2 separate regions of the Homo sapiens genome follow, and region 2 is linked to region 1. Evidence: chromatin loops called from intact Hi-C (ENCODE). Cell type or tissue: psoas muscle. All regions are shown on one strand. Links, peaks and the distances in the headings refer to the core of each region. The heading gives the core; the rest is flanking DNA. Region 1 overlaps FREM1 (FRAS1 related extracellular matrix 1). Region 2 overlaps FREM1 (FRAS1 related extracellular matrix 1).

Region 1 (8,313 bases), core at 314-8,313:
GCCTTCAGCATGGATTCTTGTGTCACCATCTACTGGAATGAAATGATAACAATACACACCTTTACTAAAGGGTATTGTCGTGTTGTGACTCAAATGAAAAATCAAGGGCAGATCTTGCAGAAAAATCCCTATCATTAAACCAGTCACTAGAGTAATGCATAAATGGACCATTCTACACCCAAGAATATTTTCCCAACAACATTAATGACAGACCCATGTGATGGAACAGGGAAATTCTGACAATCATATTTCTCAGGCTCATCAGTGCTTAATGTGGTTCCTTGACGCAAATAAAAATTTCACATCCAATGAGACTCATCATACAAATTTGAAGAGTATACCCCCTTTATTTATTTATAATTTTTCAATTGTTTTTTTCTTCATTGGTGTGTAATAGACTAAAGTTGTAAGTCTGACAACTGGGAGGCCAATACAATAAAGTGCTAAATGAGTTGAATTTAGCTAATTCATTCTACTCATACGTTTTTATGGTAAATTTCTTAATAGCAGATCACATTTCTCAGACATGTAATCTCACTTAAATCATCTTCCCCTTCCAGGCCTCATTTCCATGGCTCTGAAAAATGAAGGGGATGGACCAGAAGATCATTAAGTACCACCCAACTCTAAAATATGACGGGAGGCTCTAATCTCTTATGGTTTACATGTGCTTCTGCACTTTCTCCCCCTATAAGACAGATGAGAGTTATGCTACACAAGGATTATTTTCCTGCTTCAAAGAAAGGTTCACAAAGTTGGTGGGAGATCATAAGGGCAGGTAGGAGATGAAGCTGAGACTAGAATGCAGGTCTTTTAATCCCTGCACCCACTACTCTTGCAGAGTTTAAAACAAATTCTGGTTTAGCAATCCACCACAAAAGAGTTGTGGTGCCTGAGCACCATTGCAAAACTATAAAAAGAAAGCTGAAATGATACACATTTGAGACAAGCAAAATCTTTCTTACAGTCTTAGGTTTGTGATATCTTAATGTGCTTTTGATTCTATTGATCATGAAATCACATTCTACCTACTGAAGCCAATTTCACAATAACACTGATTTAAATGATCTTTGTAGCATTACAATATGTAATTTTTATTTCAATAAGATTAAGAGTATCATGAAATTATGCAAACAAGGCACAATATTAAAACTCCAAAAAGTTAGGAAATCGTTACTATCCAATGGGACTGACAAATTCACTGTACACCAAAGAAATGTACTTAGAAATAATCACAGAATTGTGCCTTGTTAGCTTTTCTCCATGTACCATAGTTGCTGGAAATATTCGTAGAGGATGCACTCTTCTATTCCACCGATACAAAAACCTCTAAAACTAATGCTTTCGTAGAATGTATAAACTATACATAACATTTTTATGTATAAATTTTATATACATATATAAATTGTATATTTTCTTTGGAAGTTCTTTTTTAACTAGAGAAGGTATGGCATTTATATTTATTTTACAAATCTGGCAGATTTGACTAACAATCCCTTTATTCTTTGTGAAATGTGTCTTGTCCTTCAGGGTTTGAGCATTGATCCTTTTGAGCATGAAGAAACCTGAAGCTATTAGATAGTGTGAAAGCAACGAGTCAACCAGCCTGCCTGCGACCACGGACTCAGGGAGGGCAGTTAGACAAAAAGTAAAAAGAGATGAGTTTGGCTGAGTACTGATATTGCTTTGAAGGCTATGCTGAAGTTTTTTAGTTTTCTAATTATCTAGTTAATAAGACTGTTGACAAGGAAAATATATCTGATTTGATGCAAAGAAAAAGAAATCTATGTCCAAAAAGTTAAAATTGCTAAGTGAAATACAACAAATAAAGTAAATTTTGACATTTCACACACCTCGACTTGTAAAGAATGAAACCTCATACATTTCCCCCACAGCAGCATTTTTTACACCTTGAATAAAGGTATTCAGTTACCTTTAGAATTATAGATTGAGCAAAATCACATAATTTTCTCAAAACAAACCAATCAGTTTTCCTTTCATAAAATTAAACCTTTGATAAGTATATTTTTAACAAATTGGGCAATTTCATTACTGGATCATGAGGCATTTATAAAAATCAATTATTTATTAAAAAAAATAAAAGAGGCTGGTGCAGTGGCTCACACCTGTAAACCCAGTACCTTGGCTGGCCAAGGCGGGCAGATGGCTTGAGTCCAGGAGTTCAATATCAGCCTGGGTAACATGGCAAAACCCTTTCTCTACAAAAAATACAAAATTTAGCTGGGTGTGGTGCGTGCCTGTAGCCCCAGCTACTAGGGAGGCTGAGGTGGAAGGATCACTTGATCCTGGGAGGTTGAGGCTACAGTGAGCCATGAACGTGCCACCGCACTCCAGCCTGGGCAACAGACAGAGAACCTGTCTCAAAAAAAAAAAAAAAAAAAAAAAGAGGAAAGGAAAGGGAGGGAAGGGAGGGGAGGGAGGGGAGGGAGGGGAGGGAGGGAAGGGAAGGGAAGGGAAGGGAAGGGAAGGGAAGGGAAGGGAAGGGAAGGGAAGGGAAGGGAAGGAAAGGAAAGGAAGTCAGGCGCGGTAGCTCACGCCTATAGCTTGGACACTCTGGGAGGCTGGGGTGGGTGGAGCGCTCGAGCTCAGGAGTTTGAGACCAGCCTGGGCAACATGGCAAAAGCCCATCTTAAAAAAAGAAAAATAATTTTAAAAAAGAAAATAAAGGAACCTAGAAAAATATGTCTGTTCTTCAAACTTTTTACTTAGTCACCTTCACAGTTTCAAAAGTAAACTGATATACATTTTTAGGTATAAAATTATGCTTTATTTCTCAGGCAGAGCCTGAGAACAGAGTTATGCCTTTATTCTATTGTTTTTCTGTTACTTTTTCATATTCCCCCCAGATCCTATCATCTGACCCACAATAAAATAGGAAGGAGGCTAGGTGCTCCCTCAGTGCCTCCAAGTTCCCTTTTTCCCATTTTCCCCCTCCAGAAATATGTTTCACACCTCTCATTCTACCCTGTTTCACATTAAACTGGCTCTCTGTTCCTTACCAGATCCCTGTATCAAGTGTGCTCTGTGGAGAGTGTTAAATCAGCCATTGGTACCTTAGCGCAAATATAAGCCAAAGGACGTGTATTTTTAGCATTAGCATTAATTGTAGAGCTATAGACATTGTGCACTATTAAAAGTATGTCAAATATCAGCAGAGAAGGAAGAAGAAAGAAGGGGAGAGATGGGACCAGGAGCAACAAACCCAAATGCAAGCTTGAGTGAGTGCCAGGGACTCCATCAGAGGCGGCCATCTTGAATATCTAATTCTGACTTTCCTCCCTGCAGACTGAATTGCAAGAATGCCTGACGGGGTCCTCAAAGCTCATCTCAGGACGGCCACATCTACTCGATGCGTGCATGGCCTCTGTGAGGTCACCGCAGTTGTCTTATGATCCAGGCTGTCCATCTCAAACCCCTCCCTGCTGGAAGATCGTGATCTGCCCACGTTGGAAACAGGCAGCCTGCCATCAGACAGATGGGAGTGAGGGCACGCGGGCCACAGACCACAGAAGAGTAAGAAATATGTTTTCTGAGGCCAGCGCTCCTATCTGGGACACCAAGGCAGCTGTCAGTGCTGACCTAAAGCTAATAGGCCAGGGGTGAAAATGATGCAATTTCTAAACATGACTGGATCAAATAACATCATTCCACTTTCACAAGTAACAGTGCAAACTACTCACAGGCAGAGAGACATCATCAGAGAGAGGGACAGAATGAATGGTTACGGTTGAGTTCCCAGTCAAAATAAAGCTAGCAGTACACGTGAAAAAAGGTCAGTGCTGTTCATGTCTGGAAAAGCTGATCAATCAGATGGTCTTCCAAATACCCCCTCCCCTAAATCCTCCAAATACATTCTCAATGTTTAAAACCATAAAGCCATTGCTATGTTGGTATCCATTCTGAGGTGAAGAAGTTGGTGGTAGCAGCTCCTTCTGTGGATCCATTTTGTTTAATTTCCCTTGTTACATCCCCCTGAGAAGAGATGCAGCCAAGATGACCACCGCTCTCATGAAATTTGGGGAATAACTCTCAGATTTGACTGGGGTGCCTGCCTGGTCTGATTTCACCATTACCACGGTGCTTTCAAGCTTTCTGCATTGCCTGGCAATAGAGTTGGCTGAAGAAGCTGCCATCTGTCATGGCATTTAAGAGATAAAAATGGAATCATAAATAGCGCCAGCTCCTCAGAAAAAAAAAAAAAAAAAGTCCAGCCGGCATGTCAAAATGGAGGACATTAGCATGTTCTTTTAGTACCCGGCTGCCAGCAGCTGAAGTCAGCTTGCTAATCACTCGGTGTCATCTGTCCTAGAACATGCTGCCAAATCTTTCTTCCAGGCCAGCAGCACCAAACAATGCAGGAGAAATTTATGATTCACAAAATATTTTTGCAGAAGGTAAAATCTGACTATTAAACTCCCCCATTTAATTAATGCTGCCATAGCTTACATTAAAAATGGAAGGGGGAAAATCCTCTGCCACAGAATTTATCTCTTCTACCCAGCCAAATTCCTTGCCAAATTTAACAGCAAGCAACATAAATTTAGGTGATTAGATTGGTTGCATATATTTAATTTTTAAAAAGCACCATGATCACACTTTCATTAAAACAGGCTTTCAGCTTTGGTTTAGCGCCACTTGACAAACAACATAGCAGTCCGTGATTGGGTTAGTGAAATGACAAGATTAAAATTTGGGTCTTGGGCAGACGCTAGGCTCTTCCATTATAAATATGTAAAACTGCTGGCCAAATATCAGAATGACACATTGAGGAGGTTCCTTCACACAAATGCATATTCTCCACAAATTTTTGGTACAACGAGGTATAATGGAAAGAACCTTCTACTGGAAATGAGCTCTGAGCCCCAAATTCAGCAGTGATACTCAGTTATGTCAGTTTAGGTGACTTCCTTTGCCTCTTGGAACCTTGGTTTTCTCATGTGTACAATGGGAACACTATTGCATCTCTCGCAAGGTGGTGTCATAAGGCTTAAGAAAAATAACATATAAAAAAAGTCCAGGACATTCTCTGGTGCATTGCAGGTGTTCAGGCAATGCTAGCTTTCCTATGTGTAAATAAGGGATTGCACCAAATCAATGCTTTTCAGCCTTTATTGTTTATTTTCTCCCTAAAACCTTGTTTCCTAATCTTGAGTAATTGAAACCATATTTTTGCCATATGCCTGTACTATGTGTACTCTTATTATTTACTAGTTTTCTATCAATTCAATTTTTAACTTGAATCAATGTATTTAAAAGGAAACCTTTTAACTACTAAAAACTGAATACTTGCAAGCATAAAAAATTTGTTTTCTTATATTTAGTTTTATGGTATTTATAGTACTGTTTTTAGTATCAACACCCACACACACTCACACACAACACACACACCTAAGTTCCATCAGTACATTGGGCTGAAGGCCCCAGAATCTCAATCTCTGGGAGGCCCTAAAAAGGCTTCTATAAATTCTTTTTTTTGAGATGGAGTTTCGCTCTTGTTGCCCAGGCTGGAGTGTAGTGGCACCATCGTGGCTCACTGCAACTTCTGCCTCCCGGGCTCAAGCAATTCTCTTGCCACAGCCTCCTAAGTAGCTAGGATTACAGGTGCCCGCCACCACTCCCAACTAATTTTTTGTATTTTTAGTAGAGACGGGGTTTCGCCATGTTGGCCAGGCTGGTCTCGAACTCCTGACCTCAGGTGATCCACCTGCCTCGTCCTCCTAAAGTGCTGGGATTACAGGCGTGAGCCACTGCCCCAGCCTCAACTTCCATAAATTCTTGAGGCTCCTCAGAACAATTCAGAACAACAGACTAGACCAGACTATTGATGGCTAGTCCTGACTGCATCAGAATTACCTGAAGATATCTTTCAAAAATACAGATTTCTGGGCCTGAGACTGGACTTACCAAAGTTGCCTCTCTGGGGTAAGGCCCAAGAATTTGCATTTTGTAGTTCTCTCTGGCAATTATCTGAGGATCCAGAAATGTAGAAATTCCTGGGATAAATGATTTCTAAAATGCCATCTAATAAGACTTTCTCTGGATGCAAATTAGGAAATTTTTACAGTATTGCCAATCGTTTCATACGGAGGTTTTGTTCTTTATTCTCACCATTCGATTAATATCTAACCTTCATTTCTGAACATCTTTATGCATTCAGTCCTGTGTTCTCCAGCAAGGTCACTGGTTTCTTCAAGACAGTCACTAATGTCTTCAGCAGACTGTCCTGTGGGCATTGACGGAGGGAAGCAGGAAATGAAAGAAGCTAGAAGTTCCAGAAATGCATGTAAAATTAAAAGCCCTGGATCTGATACAAATGTATTAAGCCAAGAAGCACCCAGCCTTCATAAGCAAACAGGAAAAAAAGAACAATCATTGCTCCTCTTGGTAACTCCTTTCCTCCTTCAAGATCATACTTGGTGTTGTAAAGATTGGAAGAAGGTCGTCAAGGAAAGAATATAATGACAACAACAACGACAGTAAGAGTAGTAGCTAACACTTACTTAGTTCTTCCTATGTGCCAGGTGTTGTTCTACTAATACTTTACATGCATAAGCTCATATAAACCTCCCGCAACCTTGTGAGGCAGGTGCTACGAGCATCATTCCATTTCAAAGAAGAGGAAACAAGAGCACAGGAGGTTGTGTAACCTGATGATTGTCACAGAGTTGTGAGTCACTCAGGCAGTTCTTGCCCCCAAGCCTGTATCTTAACTTCACTACTCCATCTCTCAAACAAAAGAGCCAGCTTGAAAAGGAATCCCCACATCTCACATTTTAGTGAATGCCTAGCAACACTCAAAGACTGAACTAGTTAAAATATTGATCAATTAAATGATTACCTGCTTGTTAAGGGACACTTATCAAGAGAAAAAAATAAGATATTCGTTCCAGCTTTCTGGGATTTTTTGTTTTGTTTTGTTGGATTATCCAAATCAGCTTTCAAAAATCATTTTAATGCTAAAAAGGTGAGCAGCATCCTCTTTACTGACATCTAACCAGTGTTTATCAGAGCAGATATATTGAATTTAGATAGGTAAAAGTAAGATAGAGGACAGTGATATTCGAACATGGGTGTGACAGTGATACTTGATAGTTTATGGGAACCCATTGAATAATATAGGAGTATGCTCCATTTATGTTATTTTATAGTGCTCTTTAGAAGACTGTATTGTGACGTGGTGAAAATTGCACCAGGAACCAAAAGTGTGGGTGTACAATAGACAAACCAGTGCTCTCCAGGCCTCCTTCTGAACTGACAGAACTCAAAACTGGATTGTATACAATGGTTCGTTCAAAGTCCAACATTTCCCAGTTCTCATGCCCGGCCTGGGGATCTGTGTTTCTCTCCAGGACCTCAGGATCAACCAGCTTTGAGAGCTGCGAGATTATAGATCTTCTGGACTTGGCTCTTGCTTTATGTGACTTGAAACAAATTTCCATATTTTAAATGAATGTAGATTTTCATTAATGTTGTATCTTTGCCTTTTCACCAGATTGTTATTCATTCCAATGATTTATTTGATACGGAATTCTGGAACAGGTGCGCAGCCCCCAATTACAACATTGTTTCTATGGGGAAATATGATCTACTTTATGACAACATGATTTATGATACAGTTACCAGAACACATTGTGTCAAAAGGCAGTCTCTGTTTATGCCAAATGTTTACTAATAAATCCCTTTTCGTCAGACAGAAAAACATACTCCAAAAAGAGGGAAATGACTTTTCCAGATCTATCTTTAGCTGGGAGCCTCAGCTTTTCACATTTCTCCTCGTAGCAGAACTTGCATAAAGATCTGTTTACTGTGTATATTTTTCAATAACAGGCCCTAATTTCTTGCTTTGCTTCTGTCATTTTAATCGTGTGGCTTCACCTTACATACAACAAGACAGTAAAAGAAAAACACAGCTGCACCAGAGCTGAAAAATGACTCATTTTTTTCTCCTTTTCTTTCCTTTTTTTAAAAAACAAATTTCATTCTATAAATTTAAGGTATACAGCGTGATGTTATAAGATACATGTATTTTGTGAAATGGTTACTATAGTGAAGCACATTAACAGATCTCCTTTTCTGTAAGTATTAATCCAAAGAAGGGGTTTGAAAAGTTTCCATGGGGCTCACCTGAATCTGTCACTGGAGACAGTCACCTTGCTCTTGTGTACATAGCAAACTGTCTGCCCCACTACATCCATTTGGCTGAAGTTTGTAATGGGAACTCCAGGATAGTGAACATATTCGATCTGGCCATATCGCGGAGGGGAGGTGATGACATAGAGCAGTTCCTCAGGC
Region 2 (8,338 bases), core at 224-8,223, 54 kb after region 1:
TCCTGGGGGTGAGAAATAGCACTGGATAGTTTCAAGGGAAGATGCAAAAGAAAGAGCTAGCAGAAATCAAAGAATCAGGGCAGAGAAAGGATTAAGAACCCATTCCCACAAGAAAGTCAGATACCAGCTGGTGGAGTATTATATTGTGAGCCTGAATATGAAGACCAAGGCCAGGTTTTGTCATTTTGTGTACTGATTTATCACTTCATATTCTGATTCCTTATAAGTCTGTAGCCATAAGCAGGCTGGAGGGACACGGGGGAAGGCAGCAAGCAAGAGCCCAGCAATTGATTTGAGCACTAGTTTTCTACTGTTTGCCTGGGATTGGGTGTTTAATAATGCTTTTGTTACAATCAGATTTCAGTACATTGAGAACACTTTATTTCTCAATGGAGTTTGTTAAAATGGGACTTTTCTCACCCACAGAATAATAATTGTTTGAACATGCATAAATATGTAAAGACATATCAACTTAGGCCATCATAAAGCATGTTAAAAAAATGTGCCCACCGGAAGACCTCCTCCTCTTTCGGCTTTGGAGCTCCCCCCGCTCTGTTTCTGTATGGGGGAGCTTCTTCCTTCTGTCTTCTCCCTTCCTTCTTGCCTATTAAATGCTCCACTCCTTAAAACCACTCCACGTGTGTCCGTGTCGTTTTATCTAAACCGGCATGAGGGCCAAGACCCTTGGTGTTCCTTCACTCATCGAAGCCATATCACTTTGGTGCATTGAGGTACAGGAATCTGAGGTACAGCCTTCCTTCATCAGAGTGGCGACTGTGGGAGCAAGCTTAAAATCTGTTCTGTCATTCTGAGGCACTCTTCGCCTCTATATTAAAATAAATCAAATAACTCAACAGGCATCCATCAACCTAGTATATACGCTTATTGTTGGCTACCGTACTCAAGTCACGGATATAAGGCTTGCTGGGGAGAACTTGGAGAACCCCCCATTACCCACAGGTATTGGGAATGTTGGTCATGCTTGAAGTAGCTTCTTTTCACTGGTGACCTTGCCATCACGTGAGGCTGGGAAAAGTTCTGAGGCAACTGAGAATTTCTGGCCAGGTGTGATTCAAAGGCCTCTGGACCGGACACAGCCTCCAACAGCCCATTCTGGGTGTTGGCAGAGAACCTCAACTATCCTGTTGCAAAACTCTTCTTCCCTTTCTGTCCGCAGCCTCTTACTCTTTCTCTGCATGAAATGTGCAAAGATTTTTACAGTCTAGGAACAAAGTTACAGCGAGGTTACTTGATACCACTTCTCTGGCGAGCACATGGTATTTCTAAGCCACCTGGTAGAAATCAGGCTCTAGGCCTCTTCTGTGAATGGAAAGTTTCTGCTTTTAACAATTAAGAGTAAAACGTCTTCTGCAGCCAAATTTTAATCTCGATATTGTCCCACTGGCAGGAAAATGGCCATTTGGTTCCTACATTCCTTTAAGGCACCTATTTTGTCTCCTATTAAGACAGTACTTAATTAGGAAGGGTATTTTAATTCTGGAAGTTAACCAGAACCATTTTTCTATGGGTAAATGCTTTAGCCTGGGCTATAATAGCAGGATACAGAGTTCAATCTAGCTTGCTCCCTCCCTTAAAGGGGCCTTGCCCAATTACATGATTTTTCTTGGAATCTATTTTTTGGAAGGCACACAGGCCACGCAAGTCTAGGAGGTCAAAGGGAAATAAAAGGCAGAGAACTGATTGCTTGGGGACAGAGTGACTAAGGCCCAAAACTCAGTTCCTCTGGCGCCATGGCTCGGAGGGTCACGCCTGCAAGTCATGTGCGGCACATTTAAGCGGGTGCCGGGAATCCAAGAGCGACGGACAGAGAATAGCTGGGGGGACGCCCTCTACTGTTTTCATCTCCATCCTGGATCACATACCGAAAGGAAGGAGACGAAAACGACGCTTTTATTCTCACTTCTCTTTCTAGATGGGTAACAGATTGTCTTCAACATGCACTCCCCTGGAACATATTTTGAAGCACTGGGACTCCTTCGACCTTGAAACTTTGAAGAAAAAGTGGTTTATTTTCTTTTGCAGCCATATTGGGCAGGCCCAGGGAAAACAGTTTCCCAAAATTAAAAAGGTAACTTTCAGGGAAGTCATCTGAGGGTCCCCCTTATTTGGGGCCCCTTCAAGTTCCCTTCTCATTGCAGGACCTTAGGCAAGTAAAGGCAGACTTAGGCCGATTTTCTAACTACCCTAATAGGTATATAGAAGCTTTCCAAAATGTAACTTAGGTATTTGACCGTACACAGAGTTGGCAAACCCTCACTGCAGCTAAAACAGGCAGCTCTGCACGCAGAAGAGAATTTTGGAGATAAGCAATATGTCTCCTATAGTAGGCCAAAAGGGAAGAGAAAAAATAGGGAAGGCAAAGAAACAGGGGAAACACAATTCCCAATAGGAAGAGAGGCAATACCTCTTAACAACCCTAATTGAATTCCTTTCTACAATGCTTTTCCTTCTTTTGCAGTTTAAAATGGCTTCTATCTCTTTTATAATGTTCTTCCAACCTGGGAAAAACTAATTTTCCAAACCTTAAAATGCTTGATGTAGAGTTGAGCTAGCGGGGAGGGAACCCAGAAGCCTGATGCCTGATATGCTGGCAAAAGGGTAAAAATTTCTCACCAGTTGGGCTTTTGGCTTCTCTCCCTGTGCAAACCTGAAAAAGGGGTAATAAGGATCACTGCTTATGTTCTCAGTAAATGTATAATTAATAAAAAAAGGATTTGTAAGGTTGGTCTTAAGCTGTAAACAATCTTGTATGCTTTGCGTGTCTTTCTGTATGGATCTACCGAAGAAAAGGTATCTTAGGTTAGGATGCAGGCCCAGGACCCCATAGGCCTGCTGTTCCAGCCAGCCCAGCAGAACGGTCAGTAACAAACTTGGCTATGGGCCTCCAACTTGTTTCATGTCCTTAGGAACATAATCGGTAACCATGTGGCAATACTTTGTTTTAGTCTCTGCCATTTTACCGTGGTGGCTGTCTTCTTGTGCTAAGTCAGTGCCTGGGTAAGGGCCACAAAATCAAATAAGCCAGTTTGTCACTCTGGGTGGTGCCAGCCGATCCATCAAGGGCAGGGTTTATAAAATATCTTAAGCACTGATCTTAAGAGTGGTTTAGGGAGGGTCAAAATCTTGTAGCCTCCAGCTGCATGGCTCCTGGGCCATGGTTTCTAATCTTGTGGCTAGTTTCTTGGTCTTCCCCAGGCAAGAGGGAAGTATATCTTGGGAAGCGGCTGTTATCATCTTTGTTTTAGACTACAGCCTATAAACCAGGCTCCTTCCAAAGTCGGTTCAGCCTACACCCAGGGATGGTCGAGGAGAGCTTAGGGGCTAAAAATAAAATGGAGTTGTTTGGGTCGGATCTCTTTCACTGTCTCAGTCACAATTTTGTAATGGTAGTTTCAAAAGCTGCCTATCACTCCTTTGAAAATACCTTGCACACTCATGGTTAAGTCATAACCTAATTAAGGCTCATTGATTTCATCTGTGAGGTTACTTTTTTGTAACATTCAAAAGCTGAAAATCTTTACTGCTTGGTGTAGCTAAAGTCAAGTAACAAGGGATTTAAAAGGATTTTCTTAAAGAGTGCTCAGCTTAATTAAGAGTGGATATTCAAGTTAGAGGTATATTTAAAAGGCCTTTATGTTTTTCTTTTTTTGGATGTTGTTTTTCTGGAAAAAGGCTCTTTTCTTCTCAGTCAACTGAGTTATTTTTCTCCATTTTTTGTCTTACCACTCTTAATGCATGCCTGAAAGGCTCTAAGATAACTTCTGGTAGCATGGGACTCCTTGGGAAAAACAGAGGAGGTGCCACAGACCCCGTTTTGTGGGGCAGTTGGGGGGGATCCTCTGTTTTCCTCATAAAACCCCAGGAATTAAAAGGAAATTATCCCTCTCAAAATCAAAGGCTCTGTTCTGTTTTGCATTGTGTTATCTGATGGTTTTGAGTTTTGGGAGTATCAGAAATTACTTCGCATTATGAGAGAGCTTTGGTGAGTAATAACTAGGTAGAAAATACACTGTAAGAGATGGCTAATAGTAGTTATAAATCAGAGAAGCACGCTCTTAGCCACCTGGAAAATAAGGCAACATCTCCACCCCACACTGAGGGATGAGACTCCCATCAGGGATGGGCTGATTACAAAATAAGCCAATTGGCTTTGGGTTGCCTTGAAATGAAGTGCATGGTAGAAGCACTACACCTTCTTCTCCCATGGTATCTATATGGTCTTTTCTTAAATTAAGCATTGAAATAAAAGCATAGCAAGAAGGTCTTAAGACACTACTCTGTCCTTTAGTAAAAGGGTTACAAAAGGTTTGTAAAAATTTCACCTCATGGTCAAATTGATAAAGATAAAATGGAATAATCTATAAGGTTTCACTTGAACAAATAAACTAATGCAAGGGTAAAATTTAGCTTTAAACCGAATTTTCATATCATAGTAAAGACTAATAAAATGTTTTTGCCTTTTGAGTCATCATTTTGGCAAAATAATTTATGGCAATCTGGAAATTATCCTTCCTGATGCCTGGCTTTTTGAATGGTTCAGAGGGCCCCTGAAACATTCAGAAAAGAGGTAAACAGGATTATCTGACATATTTAGTCACATGAGATTGCCAAAATGATGTCCAATCTTTTTTAAGTTATATTTTGGTGAACACTAATATATGTTCAAAAATTGTATGGGTTTTCTAAAATTCTAATGCCTAAGTATGTGCTATCAATCATAATTAAGGGTAAAGTTATTGTAAACCACGAAGATAAATAAAGTTCTTTGCCAGTCATGTTTTTAACTGTAACTATCCTGGGAATGTTGCCATTCACAGACAATTGTTGTCTTGCTTTGTTCCTTCTCAAAAGATGGTTTATAATCAAGCTATATTAAGGACTTTAACAGGTGTTCTCAAATGCAGGTTTGTAATAGCTTTGAAGATTGTAACACTGAAATGGAGGGAGAATCTACAGGACTCCTAAAAAACTGACATGTTCACAAATATCAAGCAAAACAAAATTTAACTAAGTGGACTGCACTCACAAAGTTAAAGCAAACTTTTTAACTTTCGCTTGGAATATTGCTGATCCTTGTTTAGTTTTTCAGAGTCAAGGAAACTTATTTTAAACTATTTACAGCCTTTAATAATTGAGTAAGGTATACTCCTGTAAACAAAATTTGGAGCATGTTCATTTTTCTCCGCCTGATTCCTCTAGAATTTGGAGACTATCTGTAAGTACTCTTATGGCAATACAGTTGTTTGCATCAGTGCAATAAGAATCAATTTTTCTTTGTCAACAGGACACAGTTGGAAAACTGGTTATTTTATCAAGGCTTTGACTGAAGGGGTGTGTCTCCCTTTAAGGAATCAAGCTCGACATGTACAGCCAATTAAAGCCCCTTAGGGAGAACTGGCCTACCACCTTGTCTATACAGTTCCTAACCTGTGGTCAGTGAAGAATGTCACTTTCTAATAGGTCTGGAAGCTATGAGTTTATCTTGGGACCTCAAGAGGAAAGGATCACCCAACTCACAGGTATTAGAGGATACAAACCCATGGCTGGGCTCGGCTTTAAAAGTCTTACCTGAAATTCCTTGTGAAACAGCGTTTCATCAAAGCCAATCCAAAAGGCCTATGTAAAAATAACCATTCTTGCTGCACTTTATGCAAATAATCAGGCCAACTATAAGACTAAAGTTTACTGATAATTACTTTTTACCAAAAGTGAAGACTGAAGAGAAAAATTTTGCTCCAAAACTTATCATACATTTGTCATTAAATCCTAGTCTCTTGTTTTTCAGCTTTTTGCCTACGTTTTAGACGAACCCTGCTTATTCCTGTGAATCAACTGGTGATCTGCAGCTTGGAAAAAAGAAAAAAGGGACGGGTAACGTCAAAATGTGAATCAATATGCTAGTTCTGGGCAATTATCTTGCAACTTCTGCCGGGTAATGAAAAGTGAGTAAGGTGCCCATAACTCTGAGCTTTCTTTGTTTGGGAAAATAAAACCAAGGAACTTCATAGACCCCCAAAGGGGAGTTCTCTATCTTGGCAAGTAAAATTTTAGATGGAAATTATCTACCACACCACACTTGTGGGAATTGCTGTCCTCACTCTACTATTTGCAATAGGGTTATACACGGTAGCACCTTCAAACTAAAATATTGGACAGAGAGTTTTCATTGCTGTAGTATTTTGCTTAATTATTATCCTTATAACTGGGATAATAGTTACTGACAAAAAGAAAGCGTAAAAGTTTTACTATCACTAAGTCTGCTAGGATTTTTTATTGGATTTAGTGATGCACTTTTAAATGAAACATGCTGCTTTTGGATTAACACCTAGTAAAGGAAAGGAAAATCTACAGGTACTTAAAAATCAAATCAAAATTATTAACAGGCTCAGGGAAAATGCCGGCTTCAGCCCTGGGCGGCTACAATCCCTCTTTAATAAATTCCAGTCTTCTTTCTGGAATTGGTTAACCCCTTTATTAAGCCCTCTCTTGCTTATATGTCTTGAATTGATATTTGGACGTTGTATATTCAGTACTATGACTCAAATTGTTTCTTCTCGCCTAAAAGCAATCAAACTCCAAATGGTGCTGCAAACTGAACCGCATGTGGACATGCCATTCTTCCGAGGACCCTTAAATCAATCCCAGGAGGAGCCCTAACTGCTGTTCCCCATTCAACGCCCCTTTTAAGTAGGAAGTAGCCAGAAAGAGTCTTCGCCCAAAACCCCCTAACTGCAGTTAGTGTGATATTGCCGCAGGGAGGAATGTGGTAGGAGTTATTAAGAAAAAGAAATTATTTTATGCAGATAGAGAGGAAAAGGGGTCCTTGGGTAGTTTTCGTCTTTTAAAGCATATCCGGAAAAGTTTCTTGTAAAGCCCCAGCTCTTAGTCAGGTGGGCAACCTTTGATATGCAAATGCCGGCCATTAGAAACTGGGTCCACCCAACATGGCGATTCCCTTGGCCTTCTTGCCCTTGGCCCATATGCTCCTGGCAACATGGCCGCCCCCACATATCCCCACATGTGTAGAAATCAGGGTGCCCACATTTGCATATTAAAAGGCTAGGGTGGGAGGACCAGCTTTTTCGCGGGCTACATGAATGACATGCCTGGTCAAACCTATTTCCTGAGCCCTATGCAAATCAGACACCACCTCCTCCAGCCTCTGCATATATACCTGGCTGGTGTCCACCATACTTGGGGACCTCCTCTTTCAGCTTTAGAGCCCCATTCCCACCTCTGTCTCTGTACAGGGGAGCCTCTTCCTTCTGTCTTCTCCCTTCCTTCTTGCCCCGTCTTGTATATTAAACTCTCTCCACTCCTTAAAACCACACACACACACACATACACATACACACACACACACACAAATGTGCCCACTAAGAATTATTACAGGGGTATAAAAAAGCATGCTGTACATTCTTCTTACACAAAGAACACATTGGAGAATAAATTAGCATGGAAAATGGTCTCTTTGAAGGCACAATAACTATTGTTTCCTTATTAAATCCAGTTTTCCAATTAAGTGGAGCCTCACTGATCCACACTATGGCTGGGAAGTCCCACAGAGAATTTCTGAACTTTGTAGATTAGCGAAACACTGTAATTGGGGGGAAAAAATCATGACACAGACTGCAGGAGAATAGAAAAATGACTGCCATTGTGTTTATTTTGATAACCGGATTTAATTTTTAATTATTGAAATGCTTCATAATGGATAAACATGCTGTAAACTTTGGCAACAGTCATGAAAGGATAGAGACAGGGAATTAATTTATTGAGCACCTACTAAGTACTGAGTACTCACTGTGCTACTAGCTATCTTGAGTGATCCAGATAGCACTTCACTAATAATAGCCATGGTTATTATTCCCAATGTTCAGAGAAAAAAACCTGAGCCCCAAAGGGGTTAAATGATTTGCCCCAGGGAGCACAGCTTGTAGGTGGCTGAGCTGAAGTTCTAGCCTTTTTTATGTCATAGAAAAAGCTTAATCATAATTTAGTTTTGCTGTGTGTGTCAATTTCAAAAGGAATTCTCATCATTTTCAAATTGAGTATTCTGAATGCCATTGTTGTAGACAAAATTGGCATTGCTCATCTGTACTTCCATTACAACGTCAAAATAAAACAAAACCATGGAATATTCTGATCACGAAAGCTACCATCAAGTAATCATTTTATCTGGACTTCTAGTTGAGCAGCTGAAAGTTATGAATTTTGTTGAATATTTTAAATCTATTTTTATCTGTAGGACATGACTAGATACTTGTCCAAATTGAGAATGTAAACATCAAACAGACCAGGTAATCATTTGAGTTCC

Evidence for each region. Hi-C counts contacts between places; a loop is a spot of excess contacts. Peaks named below come from ENCODE experiments on the same cell type or tissue, not always from the same donor. Only the 100,000 strongest peaks of a DNase experiment are listed, where the experiment ranks them.
Region 2: it touches region 1 in a loop (2.0-fold over the local background); 2 of 110 quality-filtered maps call a loop at or near these places.

The regions. Positions count from the first base shown.
Region 1 is chr9:14,776,225-14,784,537 of GRCh38, forward strand. FREM1 (FRAS1 related extracellular matrix 1) reads right to left here. Exons shown (of 37, transcript NM_001379081.2): 24 at 8,146-8,313. Among named protein-coding and RNA genes, the nearest start is that of CER1, 58 kb to the left of the region's middle. In psoas muscle, for the core only: no CTCF peak of the experiment used is centred there; DNase peaks (open chromatin) are centred at 3,487 and 4,287; H3K4me3 peaks cover 1,034 bases; H3K27ac peaks cover 6,037 bases.
Region 2 is chr9:14,830,097-14,838,434 of GRCh38, forward strand. All of the region lies in intron 10 of FREM1 (FRAS1 related extracellular matrix 1), which reads right to left. Among named protein-coding and RNA genes, the nearest start is that of FREM1, 76 kb to the right of the region's middle. In psoas muscle, for the core only: no CTCF peak of the experiment used is centred there; no DNase peak of the experiment used is centred there; H3K27ac peaks cover 493 bases.